2 separate regions of the Homo sapiens genome follow, and region 2 is linked to region 1. The links are chromatin loops, found by intact Hi-C in ENCODE. Cell type or tissue: adrenal gland. All regions are shown on one strand. Links, peaks and the distances in the headings refer to the core of each region. The heading gives the core; the rest is flanking DNA.

Evidence for each region. A loop is a pair of places that touch in the nucleus more often than their neighbours do. Peaks named below come from ENCODE experiments on the same cell type or tissue, not always from the same donor. Only the 100,000 strongest peaks of a DNase experiment are listed, where the experiment ranks them.
Region 2: a loop joins it to region 1, with 1.8 times the contacts of the local background. A loop is called at or near these places in 2 of 110 quality-filtered maps.

The regions. Positions count from the first base shown.
Region 1 is chr18:48,259,708-48,270,642 of GRCh38, forward strand. The region is part of intron 2 of ZBTB7C (zinc finger and BTB domain containing 7C); the gene reads right to left. Among named protein-coding and RNA genes, the nearest start is that of ZBTB7C-AS2, 13 kb to the left of the region's middle. In adrenal gland, for the core only: no CTCF peak of the experiment used is centred there; DNase peaks (open chromatin) are centred at 3,184, 3,474 and 4,954.
Region 2 is chr18:48,309,982-48,320,916 of GRCh38, forward strand. All of the region lies in intron 2 of ZBTB7C (zinc finger and BTB domain containing 7C), which reads right to left. Among named protein-coding and RNA genes, the nearest start is that of ZBTB7C-AS2, 63 kb to the left of the region's middle. RefSeq lists an enhancer at 8,073-8,574. In adrenal gland, for the core only: no CTCF peak of the experiment used is centred there; no DNase peak of the experiment used is centred there; H3K4me3 peaks cover 293 bases; H3K27ac peaks cover 696 bases.

The sequences.
Region 1 (10,935 bases), core at 1,264-9,263:
TTGAACAGAACTTTACCAAAAAAAATATGAATGGCAAGTAAGCCCATGAAAAATGTTCTGTGTCATTAGTTATAAGGGACATGAAAATCAAAACCACAATGATATATCCCTCCACAACAATTAGAATAGTGAAAATAAGAAGACTGCAAATACGAAATGTCGAGGACAATACAGACCAACTAGAACTCTCCTATATCACTGATAGGAATGGAAAATGGCACAACTATTTTGGTAAGTAGTTTGGCAGTTTCTTAACAAGTTAAAGATATACTACCACACAGTCCAATCATTCCCTTCCTAGGTTTGTATCCAAGAGAAATGAAAACATATCCACACAGACTCATACATGAATGTTCATAGAAACTTTATTTGTAATAGCCCAAAACTGGAAACAGCCCAAATGTCTATCAACAGGCAAATGGATAAACAACCATGGAATACTGCTCAGCAATAAAAATGAATGAACTACTGATACATGCAACAACTTGTATTAATCTCAAAATAACTATGCTGAGTGAGAGAAACTGCATAAAAAGATTACATGCTGTGTGAGCCTATTTATATAAAATTCTAGAAAATGTAAATAATCTGTAATGACAGAAAGAAGATCTGTCACCGAGCATTCCCTTCCCCCTGGGCACTAGGAGTGGGAGGATATGATCACAAGGGGACACAGGAAACTTTTGGGATGAAGGATATGTCTATTATTTTGATGTGGTGATGATGTCATAGATGTATGCATAAGTCTAAACTTACCAAATTGTCCACTTTAACCATGTGCAATTTACTGTAATTCAGTTATATCCCAATAAAGCTGTTGAAAACAACATGCGCTACAGTAAGGAGTGGCTGTGATCAGCCTGGGTAACCTCCTGGAGTTGCAGCAGATCAAGGCAGACTGCAACAGCCACCACTCAAAAGCTCCCTTCCGGTCAGGGAGATGGTCTATGCATCCCACCTACTAGCTCTGACTCATATCTGGTGCGAGAACTGTAGTAAAGTTTTCGAGTTGGCAAAACCAAAGCACAAGACACCAGTGAAGGCCATGTTCGCCATAAGACCTTATCTGAAAAGCCATTTTGACGTCCTTGCTCCTGGCAGCAAAGCCTGCCCTAGGCCTGGTGATCTGGCCTCCCTGTCTACTCTGAGCATCTTGCCTTCTCCTCCACTGAAAACCATTCTCCAGAAAATAAAACACAACAAAATCAAGATAAAAGGCATCAGCATGGCCCCACACCAGGCTTTAACGGGCAAATTTGTATGAGCAAGGGCAAAATGAAGGGCAGCAAGGAAAACACTGAATTAAAACCCACTTAAATTAAGAATTCAATAGCAGCCACTTAACTAATAAATAGTATTCCTCTCTGCCATTGATTGACTCAGGATTGTAATGAAGAGTTCCAGGGGCAACAGCGGAATGTTTTAATTCATCGGATAAACGTCACCAACTCTTGGGTTCCTAAGATTGAATGTGTTGGAGAAAAGCGGAATGGAGAGCCCACAGGAATTAATTCTTGGAACATCCCTGCAGGGTCAGCATTATTATACCCTGCTTCTAGGTGGATTTAATATCTCGAGTGCTGGGCAGGGCACCGTGTGCAGACAGGGGCTCCATGATCGTTATCAAGTGATGATGGGGCAGATAGACTAGAGCTGGAGCTCACACTGGATCAGCTGTCTTATTTATTTCCAAGTTAAGAGACTGAACAAATGGACTTCTGTTATTATCATGGTGATGATTATTGCTGTGGTGCAAAATAATGGCTTGGCGCTGCCGGAACTATGTGGGAAAGACTGCACTAAGTCACTGGCTCCAGAGAGAGTTGTTCTCATAGGATGATGTTGTGCAAAATAAGAGTTCATCTGAAGGATACCCCTGATTCCCACCCTAGATGCCCACCCAACAGCTCTGCCTGGAATCCTCGCCTCTGAGTCACTCCATGCATCACAGAGCATCTTCACAGCATGGACACTAGGCTCCCAAATAGACCCTAAGCTCTCACTGTCGCTGCTTCTTACGAAGCAAGTGCCAGGTGGCATCAGCTCAGGCTCTGTGGGCTCCCCAAATACCCCATTAACCAGGACATGGTGGTCATGGAAAGGCATTTTGGGGATGTGAGCACTCTGAATCTTCCACATCATCATTAAGATCTATTTTCTGCACCAAATGGAAGAGGCAGGTCTGGCCTTGGCCTTCCTTGTACAGAATACCTTGAACTGGAGCCATCTTAGCATCTGTGGGTGCAGGCAGAGCAGAAGGGCCAGAAGGAAGGTGCAGAGGGGACAAAGGTCCTCTTCCCTATCCTCTGGGACCTTCCAGTATATCTAGTCACAGGGCTAGGGATTCACATCCCTAGAAAGTCACAGGAGTATGTGAAGAAAGCATGAACATGGAAAAGAATCTGAAATATCCTTACATCTATTTTCAATGACTGTCTCATTGTACAGCTGGGGAAACTGAGGCACAGGAGAGTAAAATGACCGGCTCAAGGCTGCACAGTGAGAGGACGGCAGAGCTGGATGTCAACCCAAGCTCCCTGGCTCATGGTCTACCCTAGCACTTCATGCTTCCAGCCTCAGGAGAGTTCAGTGAAGTTGAAGGATGAAGTACTTGGAAGGTGGCCCATAACCAAGCAACAGGGGTATCTTGACCACTTACAGAGTCCACACCCTGTGGTCCTGCCCTGCTGGGATTCTGGGAAGAAGTCTGCTACTTCCCTATCCTCAGAGAGCTTGCTGTCTCACTAAGGAGATGAGGCCTACCCACAAGAAACTCTCTAAGACAAACACCAGGCAGTATATGAAACCAGGGCTCATATAGATGATGTGGAAATGCTCAGAAAACAGCACCAGTGTAGAGTGGTCTCATCTTGGAGTAAGCCCTACAGACTTACTTTATAAATAAGGAAATCATCAGCATACAGGGAAATGTTACCCAGCCTTTCTTTCCTGTGTGACATACCCAACAGACAGGAACACATTAACACACAACCACTAACCCAATTTAAGTTCGAGAAGACTGCATGTCCGTGTCACTCCATGTTGCTAGGTTTTGTCTTTAGGGCTATGTGGCCAGATGGGGCAGTTTCAGGCTCCACCAAGACCAGCCTACAGAGCATGCCCCAGACCAGTTATAGAGCCTGACAGTGCCCAGCAGCCAGTATCACTGGATGCAGAATCTGCGAGCCAAGAGCACTGGCTGGGCCTCACTGCAGAGCTGTCCACCTTGTTTCCACTCTGTCTTCTCATGCTCCTACCACCAGAATGCCTTCTGTGCCCACTCAGGGTAACCTGCACCTGGCCTGGCCCAGGTTGCTCATAACATGAGCCACTGTTCCTCTCTGGCCTAGAGTGGCCCCAGCTCCCATGGGAACCATGTGCTCCAGCCTGATTCAACTCCTCATTGTCCCACAAACACCATAAAAGTTCCTGTCCCAGTGCTTGGTGGACACTTTCCCCCACCTAGCAAGGCTTTCAGGTCTCTCCTTCTGGCTAAATCTACCTGCTCTTCAGGACCATCCCCCACACTCTGACTGCCTCAGCCCACGTGGATCTTTCTGTCCTCTGGGCCCCCAGTACACTTGCAAGTAGCACCACTCACGTGGCACCAGCACGAGCAACTCGTGTGGGCAGGGAGATGCTGGTGCAGCCTCCTTGCAATCATCAGCAACCTGAGGGCAGCATCACACTGTGCTGATCTCTGCATCCACTCTGCAGCCACTCGTCCAGACATCAGAGTTAAGGATTAGAGAAAACAGAACTGTCTCTTCTTTTTCTCAAAGGAATAGAGGACCTTAAAAAATGTACTTAATGAATGCATGCAGCTGAGCATTCTGGTGTCCCGAAAATGACCTTCCTGACCTCCTTCCTGGCCTCTCTCCACAACCTTCCACAGCAGTCCTGAGAGGGTCAGCTATCTCGCTCTTGACACTGGGAACTGTGTCTATTCATGTCCCTGTGGCTCCTTGGTGACAATAAAGCTGCTAAAAAAAAAAAAAAAAACTCAGCAGAAAGGAGCCAAGGATATAAACAGACAATACATAGGAGGAAAAACAAATCATAAACCAACATATTAAATAGTTAGTAATAGATTAGTAATCAAAGATATGCAAATTAAACCACTCAAGCCCCCCAAATGCAATATAAGGCAATAATATACCATTTTATAGTTATAAATTAGCCCCCCAAATGGAGTTAATAAATCAAATGCTGGTAGGACTGTAGACAAGTGAGAACATTTGTAAACGGCTAGTGACATTAAAATCTGGTGCAATATTTGGGTAAAATATTTAGCAAAACACATCAAGACCTATAAAGATATCTGTACTCTATAACCTAGTAATCCCACTGTTGGGACTTCATCCTAAAAGAAGGAACAGAAATCTGCAGTCCCACCATTGCTGAGTCAGCAGTACCTAAGGCCTGTGACTGTTAATACCTCCAGTGCGTGGGTGACATCTCTACAGTCAATTAATGAGCCAGTCTTCATAAGATATTACATTAGCCAGCCTGGCTAACATCAATTACAGTCAGAAGCTGAGCTGTAATCATGGGGCGAATAAGACTGAGCTGCTCATTGTTTAAAATGACCACAGAATGAAATCACCTTTATGAGCACAACTGGGATAAATCAGAGAGAAACAAAGAAAGGAGCACTCGCCGCATGTCACTCCCCACAGCTGGCTCTGTGTCACTGCACATCCTCACAGATGCAGCTAGGCTTGCCTGCCTACTCTGGGAAGCCAGAGCCCCACTCCCCAGGCTTGGCTTGATGAAGGACCTTCTGGGGTCTTCTGAGAGGCTGGGTTTCAGCTGTCAGACACGATCCAGGTTTCAGAGAGGTGGAAATAGCTTTCCAATGTGCTGGAAAGCAGTGCTTTGGAAACCTGGCTGCAGGGGTTCGGTTAAGGGAGGCTGGGAAGGGCTACCACCAAGTCACCATGGCAACAGCCTCCTTGACATCACCCTCCCCCTAACCCGGCCAGCTCCCACCAAATGGTCTGCTCACATGGGGAATGGTGACTAACTACATGTTCATGTGGTGGACACTCCCCCAAAAGGACTGTGCCTGGGAGTCAGCCAAAAGGGCAGCCTGTAGAATTTTCTACCTTCACAGGGCACTTTGCAAAGCTCTTTTCCATCTGTCGTCTCAATCAACCCCCACGACCACAAGCGAAGTGGAAGGACAGGGGTCCCAAGTCCTTGGCTGCAGATGAGAAAGTAAAAGACAGAATGGTTATGCCACTTGGGAAGGTCACGGTGAAGTGAGAACCACCTGTCTGGATGAGAGACAATGGGTGGAGATGGGGTAGGAGGAGGGATCTGCCTTCTAGTCCTGGTGGTGCCAGGGAGGTCTCTAATAGAACTGAAAAGCCTGGTTTTAGCAAGAATCAACCCTATCCTTGATATCTAATTACCTGGCCTGCCTTTGGCAAGAATCCTGTTAGGTTTGTTTGGCAAGAGTCCCTCTACTCTTGATGTCTCCACTAGTAATTTTCTAACTCTGCTCCTGCAACTCTGCTCTTTGATTGTAAGTCCCCAATTGTCTTTGTTGTGTTTAGGATTGAGCTTAGTTCTATCCTGAAGTCTCTTTTCTCTTATTGCAATAGTTTCTGATTAAAATCTGTCTTTATCTCTTTAGTGCCTGGCTATGGTTTTCTCTGACAATAGTCAATATGTTCAGCAATTCTGAAGCTAGAACACGGGAGTTCAAGTCTTGGTTCATCTCGGATTTTCGCTTAAGCTGGGCAAGTTATTTATGCTCTCTGAGCCAGTTTGCTCATCTCTAGAACAGGGATTGTAACGGAACATACCCCAGAGGAGAACTAAATGACATCATGCAGGCAAAGCACTGAGCCCAGTGCTGGCCTGTGGGCAGAGTGCAATAAAAGAGCCCAGTTTTTCTTATGGTCACATTGAAAATAAAACTCACAATATGAAGGACATGGCATCCTGTCAAAGAGAGGCATCTCTTGAATCTAATCATGCCAACATCAGACAAACCCTAAATGAGGGGCACTTACAAAATAACTGGCCTGTATTCAACAAAATAGCATTCAGTCCATGGGAGACAGGGAAAGACTGAGAAACTGCTCACAGACTGCAGGAGACTAAAGACGCGTGTCAACTTGCTGTACCATGTGATTCTGCACTGGGCCCTTTTGCTAAAACGACATCATTGAGACACTTGCACAACGTAATGAGGGTCTGAGGATTATGAAGCAGCAGCAAATCAGTGTGAATTTCCTGGTTTTGGTGGCTGTGGTGTGGTTCTATAGCAGAATGTTCTCGTTTATAGGAAATGCACACTAAATAATATTCTGGGATGATGGAGCGTCAGTTTGGCAATTTACTCGCAAATGGTTCAGGGGTGAGGGAAGGCTCCTTGTACTGCATTTGTGCCTTTTCTGTAAGTTTGAGATTGTTTCAAAATTTTAAAAATTCAAAAATAATTTTAAAGTGAAATAAAGCTAATGCTTAGAGAGGTTTAAGTGGTCGATGGAGCTAGGACCCACCAACACCCAGGCCTCCGATCCCACAACTCATGCTCTTCCCACTGACTCCACGGCAGGGAGGAAGGCATCCAGGAGGCGACTGAGAAGGACTATTGCAAGGGTCTTGGTTTCTGGTCCCTATTAGGCCTTTAACCCCAGTCTCTTCAGTCTCTTCATCCATAGAACAAGCAGGTGGCAGAAGCCTGAGGTTCTTAACACAGGCAATACCACACCCCGGATGTTGGAAATGAGGGTGCCAAATAACCTGCAATGCCTCCACAATCTCACCCAGCCAAGACTTGACCTGCATTCTAGCACTATAGAGAAACAGACTTTGTTTTGTTCATAATTTTAGCAGGAGTTACTCATCATTGTAAAAGAAATCTCATTGCAATAGCAGTGCTGCTCTCAGCAACTGAGCTGTCCACACAACCCCCCTAGCATCCGTACCAAATCAGTGGCTCCAGGCACAGGGGCAAGCTTCTGGCCACTTCATTATGTCTCCTAGTCTACTCCTGCCTAAGCACTGATAGAGTGAAATACATACAATTTTATTACAAGTTACTTTCCTTTTATTTCTGTTTAATGTTACAGGTAGCTATATAGAATGGATTTTTTTTTTTTAGTTTTATGTGTAGGTAGGTTTACATGTATTTATGAGTATCATTTCAGGCTAGCAAAAGGAATATTATAAGATATGTGTTATAATAAAAGGACATTGGGTCTTCAATGGGACATACATCCTAGTAGGCTCCACCCCATTCCTTTAAAGGATTACATAGCACTCTATAGCTCAAAAATTCCTCTACTAATAGACACTGAGGTCATTTGATGTTTGTTTCCATTTTCACTGTTGCAAATATGGCTGCAGTGAACACCCTGGTACCTGCCTCTTTGACTCATGATTAGCTTCTGCTGTAGGTCAAGTTGGATCAAAGCACAAGGTCATCTTCTTCTAGCCCAGCCTCCTCCATTGCTCATCAGATACCCCCTCAGCACCACAGAAACTACATGACAGGAAGTTTTCTCTTCTGTTTCTTGTCCAGGCCTTCCCACTGTCATCACTGACCAATCCCTGGCAACAATTCATCCAGCATCAGATAAGGCATGTGTTCACTGCTTGACAGCAAGGCCCCCCTCAACAGTTCTATTCAACTAAAACTAATCGGCAGGGATAAAGAGTGGCCTGGCACCACACTCTCAGCTGGAGTTTGCACAAAGGGAAATGCATTTTAGTCTGGCAGCAAAGTCTTTTCACGACTGGGTCTTCATTGTTATCAATATGGTAACCAAGGCCAGAGGAATAAAGGAAACCCAAATTCTCCTTCCCACTCTCACTCACCATGGCTTCTCCCCAAGGTTCCTCTGAGCACATCATGTTCTGGTTTGCAGGTTGAAAGACACATCAATACGTGTCTCCATCAAACTCACATGTTGATATCCTAACTTCCAAGGAGATGGTGTTAGAAGGTGGTGGAGCCTTTGGGAGGTCATTAGGTCATGAGGGTGGAGCCCTCCTGAATGGGATTAGAACTTTCATAAAAGAGACCCCTGGAGAGCTCCCCTGACCCTTACACCACGTGAGAACACAGCAATAAACAGCTGGTTGTAAGCCAGCGTGCAGCCCCTCACCAGACACCAAATCTACGGGCACCTTGATCTTGGACTTCCCAGCCTCTAGAACTGTAAGAAACTAATGTCTTTTGTTGTTAAGTCACCCAGTTTATGGTATTCTGTGATAGCAGCCCAAATGGACTAAGACAAAAGGCCTTGTAGATTTCTAGCTTCTAAATGTCTCTGTCTCACAGATGTGAATTGCAAGTACTCTCCATAGGCCAACATTCAAGATATATCAGCCGTTTTGGCAACTGAGCACAATATTTAGCAGATACTTTCAATAGGCAAATGAGAACAAGTTTGAGGTGAAATCTTTGGGAACAGCAGGCCATGCACTTGTTTAAGCATTGAGTTTCAAAGTCCAACGGCACGCTTTTCATAATTACAAGCACTTCTCCAGCCCCATGTCATTCATTTATTAATTTATTCACTATACAGACATAGAAGACTATGAAAGAAAATTTTGCATGAGACACTTGTTTAAAATGGCAAGACAAATTTTATGCAAGCTGTCACATTAGGGGAGAGAGACTTCAGCGCAGAACTGAGCTCAACTTTGAATACAGCAGAGACAGCTGGGGATTTATAGCCAAGGAGCAAAGTGAGGGGGCCAGTGGGTGGAAATAACTAAGAAGAACTTGATTAGACATCAAGGGCAGGGTATTCTTGCTAAACTGGCTTAACAGGAGTCTTGCTAAAGGCAAGCTGAGGGCTTAGATATCAAGGGTGAGGGATGATGAACTTGATTAGATATCAAGGGTAATCAGATATCAAGGGTGGGGGGGATTCTCAATAAACTGGCTTAGCAGGATTCTTTGCTAAAACTGGGCTCAGCTGGCCAAGGTCAAGGCCTAGGCTAGAAGAGGGCTTGGAGGAGCCTCACTAAAGTTTGTCAAGGAAAGCATCCTTGTCAAGACATATACATGTAAATGTGGGGTGTAGATAAAAATGTAGATATATCTATCTATGCATCTATATACATATGCATATTATACTAGTCCATTGTGATGCTATAATAAAATATCTTAGACTGGGTAATTTGTAAGCAACTGAAATTTATTGCTCACAGTTCTAGTAGCTGGGAAGTCCAAGATCAAGCCACCAGCAGATTTGATGTCTAGTAAGGGCTTGCTCTGTTTCTTTTTTTTTTTTTTTTTTTTGAGACAGGGTCTTGCTCTGCTGCCCAGGTTGGAGTTCAGTGGTACACTCTTGGCTCACTGCAACCTCTGCCTCCCAGGTTCAAGTGATTCTCATGCCTCAGCCTCCTGAGTAGCTGGGACCACAGGCACATGCCACCACACCCAGCTAACTTTTTTTGTATTTTTAGTATCGGCAGGGTTTTGTCTTGTTGACCAGGCTGCTCCCAAACTCCTGGCCTCAAGTGATCCACCCATCTCAGCCTCCCAAAGTGCTGGGATTACACATGTGAGCCGCCATGCCCGGCCTGCTCTGTTTCAAAGATGGTGCCTTCTCACTGTGTCCTCACATCACTGAAGGAGGTACCAGGCTCCCTCAGGCCTTTGATATATGAGCACTAATCATATTCCTAAGGGTTCTACCCTCAAGACCTAATCACCGTCCAAAAGCCACACCTCCTAATACTATCACCTTGGAGGTTAGGCTTCAACACATGATTTTGTGGGGGCCATCAACAGTCAGACCATAGCACATATAATCAGGCACCTTAGTGGAAGCTGGGGATGAAGTGGTGGAGAAGAAAAAGCCCCTGTTTAGAAGGTTCAGCATCAGGAGCTTCTCTCCTTCATGTGCTGATATAGCGTAGGCAGATGAAAGCACCATGCTCAAAGTGAAATCCACCACTCACTGTAAGGTATGTTAACCTCTCAAATTACAAGAATACCTGAGATTATAGGGACACCTGGGACCACATTTAAAGATTTTCAGGAGACTCCTGGGAGCTGAGGGGAGGAAGCCCACAGCTCAAAGGTAGAAGTCACTTTGATCGGCAAATGGTTCTGACAATGTTTTATTCCTTGGTGATTTCCTTCTGAGCCTCTTTGTTAGAGATCTCTAGTCCACACTGGAGGTTCATTAGCTTGGTCCAGAACAGGATTAAAATAACCTAGTAAATGACAAATTCTCAGATTAAATAAAAGGGAAGAAAAGCCAGCTAATGTTGTTACAACGACATAAAAAACAGAATAATCTAAAGAGGTTGAAAATAAAGTAATGGAAAAAGGCATTCCAGACAAATAATAATGACAAGATAACTGATGTAACACTATCAGTGTCAGACAAGGGAGAGAGAGAGAAGGAATAAATATAAATCAGTTAAATGTTCACCTCAAGGAGTTAGCAAAACAACAATAAACACAAAGAAAGTAGAAGAGATAAGATACTAAATATGAGAGTATACATCAATGAAAGAGGAAACTAATTACCAAAACCTAAACCTAGTTCTTTTTCTCTCTTTCTTTTTTTTTTTTTTTTTTTTTTTGAGATGGAGTCTCGCTCTGTTGCCAGGCTGGAGTGCAGTGGTGCGATCTCAGCTCACTGCAACCTCTGCCTCAGCCTCCCGAGTAGCTGGGACTAAAGGCGTGTGCCACCATGCCCAGCTAATTTTTGTATTTTTATGGCTGGACGCAGTGGCTTATGCCTGTAATCCCAGCACTTTGGGAGGCCCAGGTGGGCGGATCTCGAGGTCAGGTGATCGAGACCATCCTGGCTAACACGGTGAAACCCCGCTAAAAAATACAAAAAATTAGCCAGGTGTGGTGGCACGCACCTGTAATCCCAGCTACTTGGGAGGCTGAGGCACGAGAATCATTTGAACCCAGGAGGCAGAGGTTGCAGTGAGCCAAGA
Region 2 (10,935 bases), core at 1,977-9,976, 51 kb after region 1:
CACTTTGGGAGGCTGAGGCAGGTGGATCACGGGGTCAGGAGATCAAGACCATCCTGGCTAACACAGTGAAACCCCATCTCTACTAGAAATACAAAAAAATTAGCTGGGCATGGTGGCAGGTGCCTGTAGTCCCAGCTACTCGGGAGGCTGAGGCAGGAGAATGGCGTGAACCCAGGAGGCGGAACTTGCAGTGAGCCGAGATCACGCCACTGCACTCCAGCCTGGGCAACAGAGTGAGACTCCACCTCAAAAAAAAAAAAAATTGGTTCCTATTTTTCATTATCAAAATTTTAAAAATCACTGTTGTTATTATTATTAGGTTATTGAGGAGCTTTCCTTTCTCGTCTCTCCTGAGTAAGTGAAAACAATCCTTTCCGCGTTCCATTTTCCAGGCTATGTGTGCAAGTCTGGATTTTAAAACCAGAAATATAAGTAGTGGATTCAGGTTTAAAAAAAAAAAAAACTACGTCCAAGACTTCCAAAAAAAGTCTACTGTTAGAACAAGCAGCCTTTCTGTCTTTCCTCATGCTTAAAAGGGCCAGTGAGAGAAAGACTTTTTTCTTTGTGTGTGTGTCTGTGTGTGTGTGTGTCCCCTGAGGATGGTGAGCAGCCTTATTTCAGAATGCCGAGGGAAGGGGCTGTCACCCAAGTGCACAGGCCTGGAAAGGCAAACTGCTTCGCTGGATTTTTGTTCAGAACACATTTGGGAGTGCATCTGCCTCAAAGCTCAGGGGTTTCTTGTCCCCTGGCCTCCCCTAGCTCAGCTCTCCGCTGCTCTGGGGAGTCTGAGATGGGGGCATATTTCACTTGGCAACTCAGGCTGGCAGCAATAGCATTCTCTTTGTGGGGTGACCTATCAACCCACTTGTCCTCTACATCTCGGCCTTCCAAGGAGACACATCAGCTGGCCCCTGGCTGCCTGGCTCCAAATGTCAGCACAAAGTAACTGCCCCTCTATGTGACAGATGTGTGCACATCTTTTCAGCCAATTTGGGCAGTAAATTACATCATGTGCAGTCTTTGCTCACCATTCCCAGATTTATTCAATCGACAACAGAAATGGAGGGATTCCTGGCCCCTGCCAGTCAGTACTCTGTGATACCTCTGATCCAGATTCCCCACCCCTCCAACAAAACCCAGGGGTAGGCATCTCTTCCTCATGTTCCCATAGCACCATCTGCTTCCTAAGGCAGCAGATCCCAAGATGCAGTAGATGTCTGTTCTCTTGTCTTTCTCACCCCCTGCCTGCCCGTGGTGGGAGCTGCTTGAGGGCACATGACTTGTCTTGCTCAGCACCAAATCTCCCAGTGCCCAGCACACAGTACCATCGCAAGTGCTTAGTAAATATCTGCTGAATGAAGAAATAAAAAAAAATGAATGAATGAAAGTTAGCCTTTTCTGCCTAAGAAGAAGCCAGGGTCTGTTATAGTCACTCTCAATTATGGGCAATTTGCCTCCCAGGAGACATTTGGCAATGTCTGGAGACATTTTTGGTTGTCAGTAACTCGGTAAGAGGGGGTTGCTACTGTCATCTAATGGGTAAGACGCCAGGGATGCTGCTCAATGTCCTACAATGGACAGGACAGTCTTGATACAACAGATGAGAAAACTGAGGTTCAGAGAGGTAAAGCAATGTGCCCAATAATATGGCTATTCAGTGGCTGGGATGGGACTCACACTAAGATACATCTGATGGCAAATCTGTGATCTTACCTGACACCTTGAAGGGAAGTCCTAGGACCATTGGGGGTCCCAAGGGCATGCATGGCTGACAGTAAAGATATCAAAGTTATTCCATTAAAAATTTGCTTTTATTTGGATTTTTCTTCATCAATAAGATAAAGACAAGTAGAAAAAGCAGCCATTTTAGACCAAATATTTCTCCCCAACAAGCCTGCTTTGATTCCTGAAATTTCTCAATTAGATACTCTTCCAAGGCAAGAATCTCTGTACTTCTGCTATTCTCCCACCTACTTAAGACATCTTTGACCTGCCACCTGCTTATCCAGTTTCTGTCCATCTCTCAGGGACAGAAGGAGGGTTTCCTCCTCTGTGAAGCTCGGTCTGACCCCCTTAGAAGGGAGCCAATGCCTGACCTTCAACTACACGTGTAGCCTGTCCCTGCTCAGGGCACATGAAAGGAGGTCTCAGGCAGTGCCCACGTGCTGGGCTCACATGCCTGGGCTTCGGCCACATCTTGGAGATCCAGTCCCCTCCTGGGCCTTGCTACCAGCTGGCCAACTTCCCATGGTTCCCAGCCCACAGGGATCTTCTTGAGGCCATCCAGGCAGCTGGCATTCTTGTTCATCCTGCCTGCTCAGCCCTACCTACCCCGAACCCCAGAAGGCTTGTCAAGCTCCCTTCCTGGCCTTTGCTGGCCACCCCACAGCACTACGATGAGTCATATCATCCCTTGTGTCAGGACTCTATTTTACCCCTCCAGCAAGTATCCAAGTAAAGACTCTTCTGTCATGGTTTTATGCTCATTGGCTCTTAATTTCTAAGAGGCAGTAAAGGGCAATGTTCACCAGCATGACTTCTGGAGTCAGATTGCCTGGGTTCAAATCCCAGCTCTGCCGCTTTCCAGCTATGGGACCTTGGACAAGCTACTTAAATTCTCTGTGCCTCATGTGAAGAACAGAGATAATAATAGTACCTACCTCACAGCAATGTTGTGAGAATTAACAAGCTTAGCAGAGTCCCTGGCACACAGTAGGTACTCCATAGGAGTCAGTGCGGGTCATGTCACATGCTGTGTCCCTAGAAGCCCAGCTGTCCCAGGCTTCTGAAACAGTGTCTCAATCATTGGTTCAGCAGTGTGTTTTGAATGCCTACTGTGTGTGAGCCATAATGTGAGAATGGAGTTATATCCTGGGCTGTGGTGAACAGGACAAGCTCTTCCACGATGCTACGGGGCAGGGATGTCAATACATCGTAACTGATTCCATGTGAACCTTCTTGACCACAGAGGCCGATGCTAAATGTAATAGTTCTTCATTCGATTCCTATTGTCATCAACTCATCTGATATTCCCATGCCTGATTATGGACCCAAGAAGCTCTTGCATCAGGTCCTGTTCATCTGATCCTCCTTTTGTTATAACTATCACTCCTCTCGTCTCTTTATAAGTGTGAACCTAAGGCTCAGAGAGATTAAGCGAGTTATCCAAGATGACACAGTATTCAATGCATGGACTCAAAGCTAGGATTTCTGCTTTCCAGGCCAGTTGTGGCTGTCATGCTCAGCTCCAGGGGCATCATTCATAGGAAATGGAAACCCTAGAGTTCGGAGTGAGTCTAAGCAGTATCTAGCAAAATCCAGAGGCCTCAGGCCAGCAAGTGCAGACAGAAGTTGCTAAGAGTGAGCCTAGGGCAGTGGTTCTCAAGCCTGCCTGGGAATTAGATCACCTTGGTGCTTAGGCCCTGTCCAGACAAATTAGATCCGAATTGTGGGGGTCAGGCAGCAGCGTTTTTAAACCCCCTCCCCTGCTCCCCAACAGTCCTGAGGTTCAGCCTGCAATCACTGCTCTAGTTCCTTGTTACTCAAAGTATGGTCCCTGGACCAGCAGCATAGGCCTTGTTAAGAGGTCATTAGCACTGGCCTGGGAGCTTGCTAGAAATGTAGAGTCTCTGCCCTGCCCTATATCAACTCAGTCAGAACCTGCGTGTTTTAACTGCAATCTCCGGGGCATGGGTAAGTAGAGCTGGTCTTGCAAAGGACAGAAGCCACAGAATACAGATGTCATCCCGCTTGGACCCAGCCCTATTGTGGGGAGATTTCTCTGTGGGTGAGTAACATGGTTTGGATGTGCATCCCCTCCAAATCTCATGTTGAAATGTGATTCCCAATGTTGGAGGTAGGGCCCGGTGGGAGGTACTGGATCATAGGCAGAACATGAATGGCTTAGCACCATCTCCTTGGTGATGAGTGAGTTCTCACTCAGTTCATGTGAGATCTGGTTGTTTAAGAGTCTGGGACCACCCCCTTCTCCTTCTTGCTCCAGCTTTGGCATGTGACATGATAGCTCCCTGTCACCACCTGCCTCACCAGAACCAGAGGCCAGCACCGTGCTTCCTGTACAGGCTGCAAAACGGTAAGCCAATTAAACCTCTTTATAAATTACCCTGTCTCAGGTATTCCTTCGTAGCAACGCAAGAACGAACTAACACAATAAGGTTACCAAATTTAGTGAACAAAAGTACAGGATGCTCAGTTATATCTGAATTTCAGATAAACAACAAATAACTTTTTAGTATAAGTGCGTTCTGTGCAATATGCGGGATTACTGATAACTTCTTGCTTCAGTTCGTCTACAATGATCTTTCCCTCTAAATCCTGGGGAACATGGCAAAAGCAACCTTAAGACTTACCAATGACAGAGTCCCCTCTTAAAAGCCCCTCAAGATTCTCAAGTTATAAAGGGATGATTTTGCTCCCTAGGGTACATGTATCAATGCCTAGCTGCATTTTTAGTTGCCACTACTAAACTTCTCATTGCTTATCTGAAGTTCAAATGTCCAGTGAAGGAGGAAAAGGGCAGGAGAGCCCAGAGAGGAGACAAAAGGGTGGGGTCACTGCATATAGTGGCCAAGAGCTGCTAGGACTAGTGCACAGGATGATGGGAGGTGGCAGGTATGGGCAGTACTGTATACCCAATCAGGCACAAGACACAGCAGCCTCTTCCAGAAATCCCCTTCAACAAGGGCTCTCCAGCTGAGCTTCCTTGGAGACCAGGGAAGGAAGAGCCCACAGTTGCCCCCACCCCTCCAGGCCAGCCCATCCCCTAGAGACTGCTGACAGCTGGGAGAAGGGTGCAGGCTGCAGGCCACCCGAGGTGCCCGCCCCGACCCTGGCTTTCATTTTTAATGAGCCATTTTCCAAGTGCTTCACAAGCAGGCAGGCAGGCATTGTTTGCAGCCAGCAGGGGAGTCCTGAGCCGGCTGTTAATGGGTTTCCCTCAGCTCCCCCTCCTGGGGGTCTGCACAGCCCCTTCGGATGAAAGGAGCCCTCTGCAGAGGGCATGGTGACCATGGGCATGGCAGCTTCTGTCCTCTGTTCGGGCTGTCAAAGCCTACCCCAATCTGCCTGGGGAATGCCTTCATGAGTGCCAATTAGAGTTGGGACAAAATGTGTGTGATTTCAGAAGCCAGGGGAGTTGAGACACTCGGAACACAGCAACTTCTGCATAAAGCAGGTACCTAGAGAGCTGACCCTGAGAGGATCACCAGTTGAGAGGAACTCAGCAACAGCTGGAGTTTGCTGGGGGTAAATTGGCAAACCAACGCTGGATGAGGCTCACAGGACTCGGGGATTTTTGAAAATTCAAAACCCCAACAGGACACAGGGAAATGGCGGAAGGTTTTCTGTGATCTAGTGAGGAAAGCAAAGCTGAGGGATCACGTATCTGGATTCTCAATGGAGTGACGGTCCTCCCCACAGGGACTCATGATGTCCAAGGTAGTCAGTTTCTCCTCCCACTCCCTGCAACCCCTGCCTGGTTTGAGTGCAAAGGGCACTGGCCTGGTACTCAGGAAGCCCCAGCTTTGCCACCTACTAGCCTGGGGACCCCCAAGAAACACCTCCCACATTGGGCCTCAGTTTCCTCATTTTGGGCAAAGTGGGAGGTAACGAGGTAGACTGGAGCCTGTGTTCAGCCTCAAATCCCACACTCCCGGTAGGAAGGGTGGCTCCTCATGGGCGTGGATAGATCAGCCTCTCCAGGGGGCTGCACAATTGTGCTCCACCCCCATCCCCACCCCATCCAACTGTTCAGAGAATCTCTAGGCTGGTGAACTCAATGGACCTGTCCAGCTCTGATACTTAGGGGTCTCAATTAGCTTCTTGCCCCCTACCCCTAAAGCATAACTCAACTGGAAAGATGTATAATCAAGGCCATGGAGAGGCCCTGTGGATGGAGGATAGCCCTTCAGGTCTACCTAAGCACGGGAAGCGCCCAGCCCCCGTAAGAAAGGATCAGCAATTTTCACTGTCCTCACTCCTCTTGTCTTCAGAGAGCCACAGCATCAACTCTCCAGCCCTAGAGACCTGGCAACAGGCTTCCCACTCTCCCACCCACTCTCCCACCCAGACCCTGCCTCACACCATCAACCACCTGGACACCCGGCTCCTGCTGGGCTTAAAAGAACACTCCCTTCCTCATGTTTTCCCTTCCTTACAGACAAAATAGAATTGGAATTTTCAAAAGAATGTTACTAAAAATCTTCATGGAAAATAGAAGGGGATTTGTTTTAGTTTTTGTTTTAAAGGACTTTGAAAAGAACAATCCTTCCATGTATGGGTTTAGGAGTAGGAGCTGCCTGAAGTGGGGTCACAGGTGTCTGAAGAGCCGGGACCCCATCTCCCCACCACTCCTCCTCCACCCCCAGCCCCTAGCCTGAGCAGGCAAACACAGGCTGTGATGGTAGCAGGAAGGCCGCTGCAGCATGGGGGTGATATCATTTGGATGTTTATCCCCTTCAAACCTTACGTTGAAATGTGACCCCCAGTGTTGGAAGTGGGTTCTAGTGGGAGGTGTTGGACCATGGGAGTGGATTTCTCATGAATGGCTTGGTGCCATGCCCTTGGCAATGAGTGACTTCTTGCTCTATAGTTCACAGGAGAGCTGGTTGTTTTGAAAAGCCTGGCATCTCTTGCTCCCTCTCTTGCCATCCATATGCCAGCTCCCCTTGCCTGCCATGATTAAAAGCTCCCTGAGGCCTCACCATAAGCCAGGCAGATCCTGGTGCCATGCTTGCACAGCCTGCAGAACTGTGAGCCAAATAAGCCTCTTTGTAAATTGCCCAGCCTCAGGTATTCCTTTATAGAACTAACACAGGAGGCAATGAAGAGACCTCGTTCTACGTGGTGATGAGCAAGCTGCCACACCTCTCTGGGCCTCAGTTTCCGACCCTGTAAAATGGGGATATGTGTATCCATCACACATGATTGCTGTGAGAATTGTGTGAAATAATTCACGCGAACTTGTCTTGCACATAGAAGACACTCAACAAGCCAGGTGCAGTGGCTCACGCCTGTAATCCCAACATTTTGGGAGGCCAAGGCAAGGGGATCACCTGAGGTCAGGAGTTCAATACCAGCCTGGCCAACATGGTGAAACCCTGTCTCTACTAAAAATACAAAAATCAGCCAGGTGTGATGGTGGGCGCCTGTAATCCCAGCTACTCAGGAGGCTGAGGCAGGGGAATCACTTGAACCCAGTAAGCTGAGATTGCGCCACTGCAATCCAGCCTGGGCGACAAGAGTGAAACTCCGTCTCAAAAAAAAAAAAAAAAAAAAAAAAGACACTCAAAAAATGTGGCCCTTTCAGCAGGCTTGGCTAAAAACTGCTCCTAGACAGACATCACAGCCAAAGCTAAAGCCTTTAGTGGAGCGGGATCTTCAACTTGTGCCTCAGCTCAGCCCTGACCTCAGTCTCTGGCACAAGGCAGTGCCTACTGTTTTGACCCAGCTCCCTAGGCCAGCCTCACCCCGATCTGATTCCAGAAACAAAACGTCTCCCCAAATGTCCTGTGTCCCTGATGCCTTTGCTCTGAGGATGCCAGGTCGAGAGCTTGTTTGCAAAGTACAGGGAGGCACCAGTGTTTTTGGCTGACTGGATAGGTTCCTCCTAGGTGGCTGCCACGTGCCAAGCTTTACACATGGCATCTCAGTGAAACCTCACAGCAGCCTCGATGTGACATATACTATTACCATCTCCAGCTTATAGGCAATACAAGTCAACGTCCCAGGTCCTGCAGCTATTGAGGGCAGAGCCAGTGGTTCTCAATCCTGGCTAACAAAAAGGATCACCTGGGGAGGCTTTGAAACATACAGATCCCAGGTCCATCCCCAGATATTCTGACCCTGTAGGTCTGGGGTGGGCCAGGGCATCAGAATTTCAGAAGATCCCAGGGTCATTCTAACATGCAGCCTGGGTTGAGACAGCTCGCCCGACATTCAGCAGACCTTTCCCCTCTGCTGGAGGACCCCTGCCTCCTTCCTCACCCCCTGCCCATCTCAGGGGCCCTACTGAGGCGCATGCGCACTAGCTATAGCCCAGCCCTTCAGTCGCCACACATGCCCTCAGCTCCAAGGCTTCCAGGCCCTCTAGATGGGGAAACTGAGGGCTGAGGTGGACTTGTGACCCATGGAGGCCTAGCTGTTTGTCTTCTGCTCTCTGCCACCCCCTATTGATGACAGCAGAACATGTCCCTTGCAAAAAACAAAACAAAACAAAAAAAAAACCTAAAAAAACAACCAAAAAACAAACAAACCAAAACTCACTTCTGTTTTCTTCCTCTCTTCCTCCCATAGGACTGGTTGGGAACCAACCCCCCCTCACAAGTCCTCCCCTGCCCCCATCCCTCCAGATGAAGCCTCTGGGCTAGAGGCCCACCTGCTTGGTTCTTGGGCTTCTGGCTTCCTGGAGAGGCCCCTTCTGCCTTCCCGGCTGGTCAGGGAGGCAAGTTCCACACAGCCCCTTGCAGACCCATGCTGCCCTAGACCTTGAATCAGTGCTGGCATGGCGACAGGCTGTTCCTCACACTAGGAGGGTCGCATCTGCGGCCCACGTCCTCCCTCTGGTCCAGCCCAGCTCACAGGAGCCCAACACTGGGCTTGGGCCCAAAGCCTCCACAGTGTTCACTTATTTGCCTGAACTTGGCCCTGCTGCATACACCCCCTGGGGCAGGGGCGATTGTTCTCAACAGCATCTATTGTTTGCTGAATCCTGTGCCCAGCCCTCAGGCTCCGCACCACTTTCATTGGTTCCTAATATTCAAAGAGTCTCTCCCCAAGAAGGGCACTCCTGAGTGAGGCCCCCGCCGTCTTCTGGGTCCCTGGTATGGAGGGGCCCCAAGCAGGCCCCTTCTTCCCAGAACCAACATGTCACAGGTTCCAGCCTGTTCCCCTCCCCTGGCAACCAAGCCCAAGGGCTCAGCCTGCTGGAGTAGGTTCTGAGCCCCCACCCCTGTAAACACAAGGCCCAGCTGCATTTTATTTTAATAGAGAGATGGACAGAGGGCTATGGGAGACAGAAGGATCTTAGCAAGCATCAGAGAGTAAGGTCGCTTTCTCCTACCATAAATTTTGTGTCAATTAACGAGTATTCATGAACGATGCCAGAATGCCTCTGTGTGTGTGTGTGTGTGTGTGTGTGTGTAACCTTGATTTGTAACCAAATCAGTGGGGCTTCCTCTGGGGCTGGTGGTCTGGGAAAGTGTGTGTGTGAGCTCATTCAGGTGTTCATTTAGAGAGACAGTGTAGTACAAGGTTAGAAGCAAGTTTTCTGGAGCCACACACACTGTGTGGGTTCAAATTCTGCCTCTGCCCCTTTAAGCCATATGGGTGTGATCCTGGGCCAGCTGCTTACCTTTTCTGTCTCAGTTTTCCTATCCGTTAAATGGGGTTAATAAAACACTCAGCAGAGTGCCTCACACAGAGAAAGAACTTAATCGATGTTAGCTACGATTATGACCTTGGCACTATGGGGGGACGTAATGCTAAATATTCACTCCACACATGTTTTTTATAGTCAAAAGGAAAGCAGCATGGCACATGCAATGGTGTAGGTGGATCTGAATACATTATTAAGTGAAAAAGGCTGCAGTGATTACATACAGCATAACAGGCTTTGAACAAGGCTAAAAGTAATGATAATAAAATGTATATTTTTAGGAATATATATAAGTGGAATAAAATGGTTGCCGTGGGAGGCCCGGGAATGTTTGGATGTAGGCATTTGTCCAATCTTAGCTTTGTTTTGGGCAATGGGTTCTTGGGTGCTTATTACATTAATAAAAACAACCAAGTAAATACATAATTAAATAAAGGCAGCCCACACACAGACCAATAAAGAGACTGTCACATGCCAAATATTGTGGTTAAATACCAATAGTTCAAAAGCAGGGAAAACAGAAACAAATACACAGAGTGACAGTTGCAGGCTAGAAACTGTCTGGGCCGTGGGTTTATATCAGTGAATAGAATAGAAAAAAATTCCCAGCCTCTGGGAGCTCACATTCCAGTGCAGGGAGATGAGTAAGCAAAAGATAAAATGTTGATATCCAAGTGTGTTAGGAAGAGAAATGAGGAAGATTCAGGAGACAGGAAGTAGACAGGCAGAGAAGGCTTCACCGAGAAAGGGACATGCAAGCAAACTGGAGAAGAAGGAGAAGGAGGGATCATGAGGGTTCTGGAGGCCAAGCTTCCAGGCAAAGGGCATATCCCAGGCCAAGGCCCTCAGGCAAGAATGCGCTAGCACAGGGGGTTCAGTGTGGCGGGAGTGGAGCGAGGGGGAAGTGGGTAGATGGGTAGGTGGGAAGATGGAACAGGTCATTTGATTCTTGCAGGCTGCTGTGGGGACTTGGCATTGACTGAGTGACATGGTGGGGAGAGGGCACTGGAAGGCTCTCAGCAAGGCAGGAAACATCTGACACATGTCAGAGGATCCTGCTGTCCGCTGCGCCTAGGAGAACTGGGGGCAGAGGCTGGGAGGCCAATCAGTAGGCTATTGTGCTAATCCAGGTGAGAGGTGACGGCTGCCAGCACCTGAGAGATGACAGTGGAAGAGGTGAGAAGCGGCCAAACCCCGGATATCATGATGACACAGCTGCTGCTCTCCTGGGGGCTCCCAGGCTGACAGCCAAGGCCAGACATGCAATATAAAATCTACCCTAAATGCTATATCAGAGGCCAAGCCCAGTGGGCACTTCCTGTCTCCTTCCCTCCCTTGCAGTTCTGAAGGGCACTTGCCAGCTGCAGGAAGTGCACTGGCAGCTGCGGCCCTGCTTCTCAGACCCCGGCTCAGGCGGCCACCACCTCTGATTCCACATGCTCTTTCCCAACTCCTCCTACAGCCAGCCTGACCAGAAACCCTGACCATCTGTGCGGCCAGGGGGCTGACTATCCTTCCCCACCCAGGGCCTGCCAGCCCCA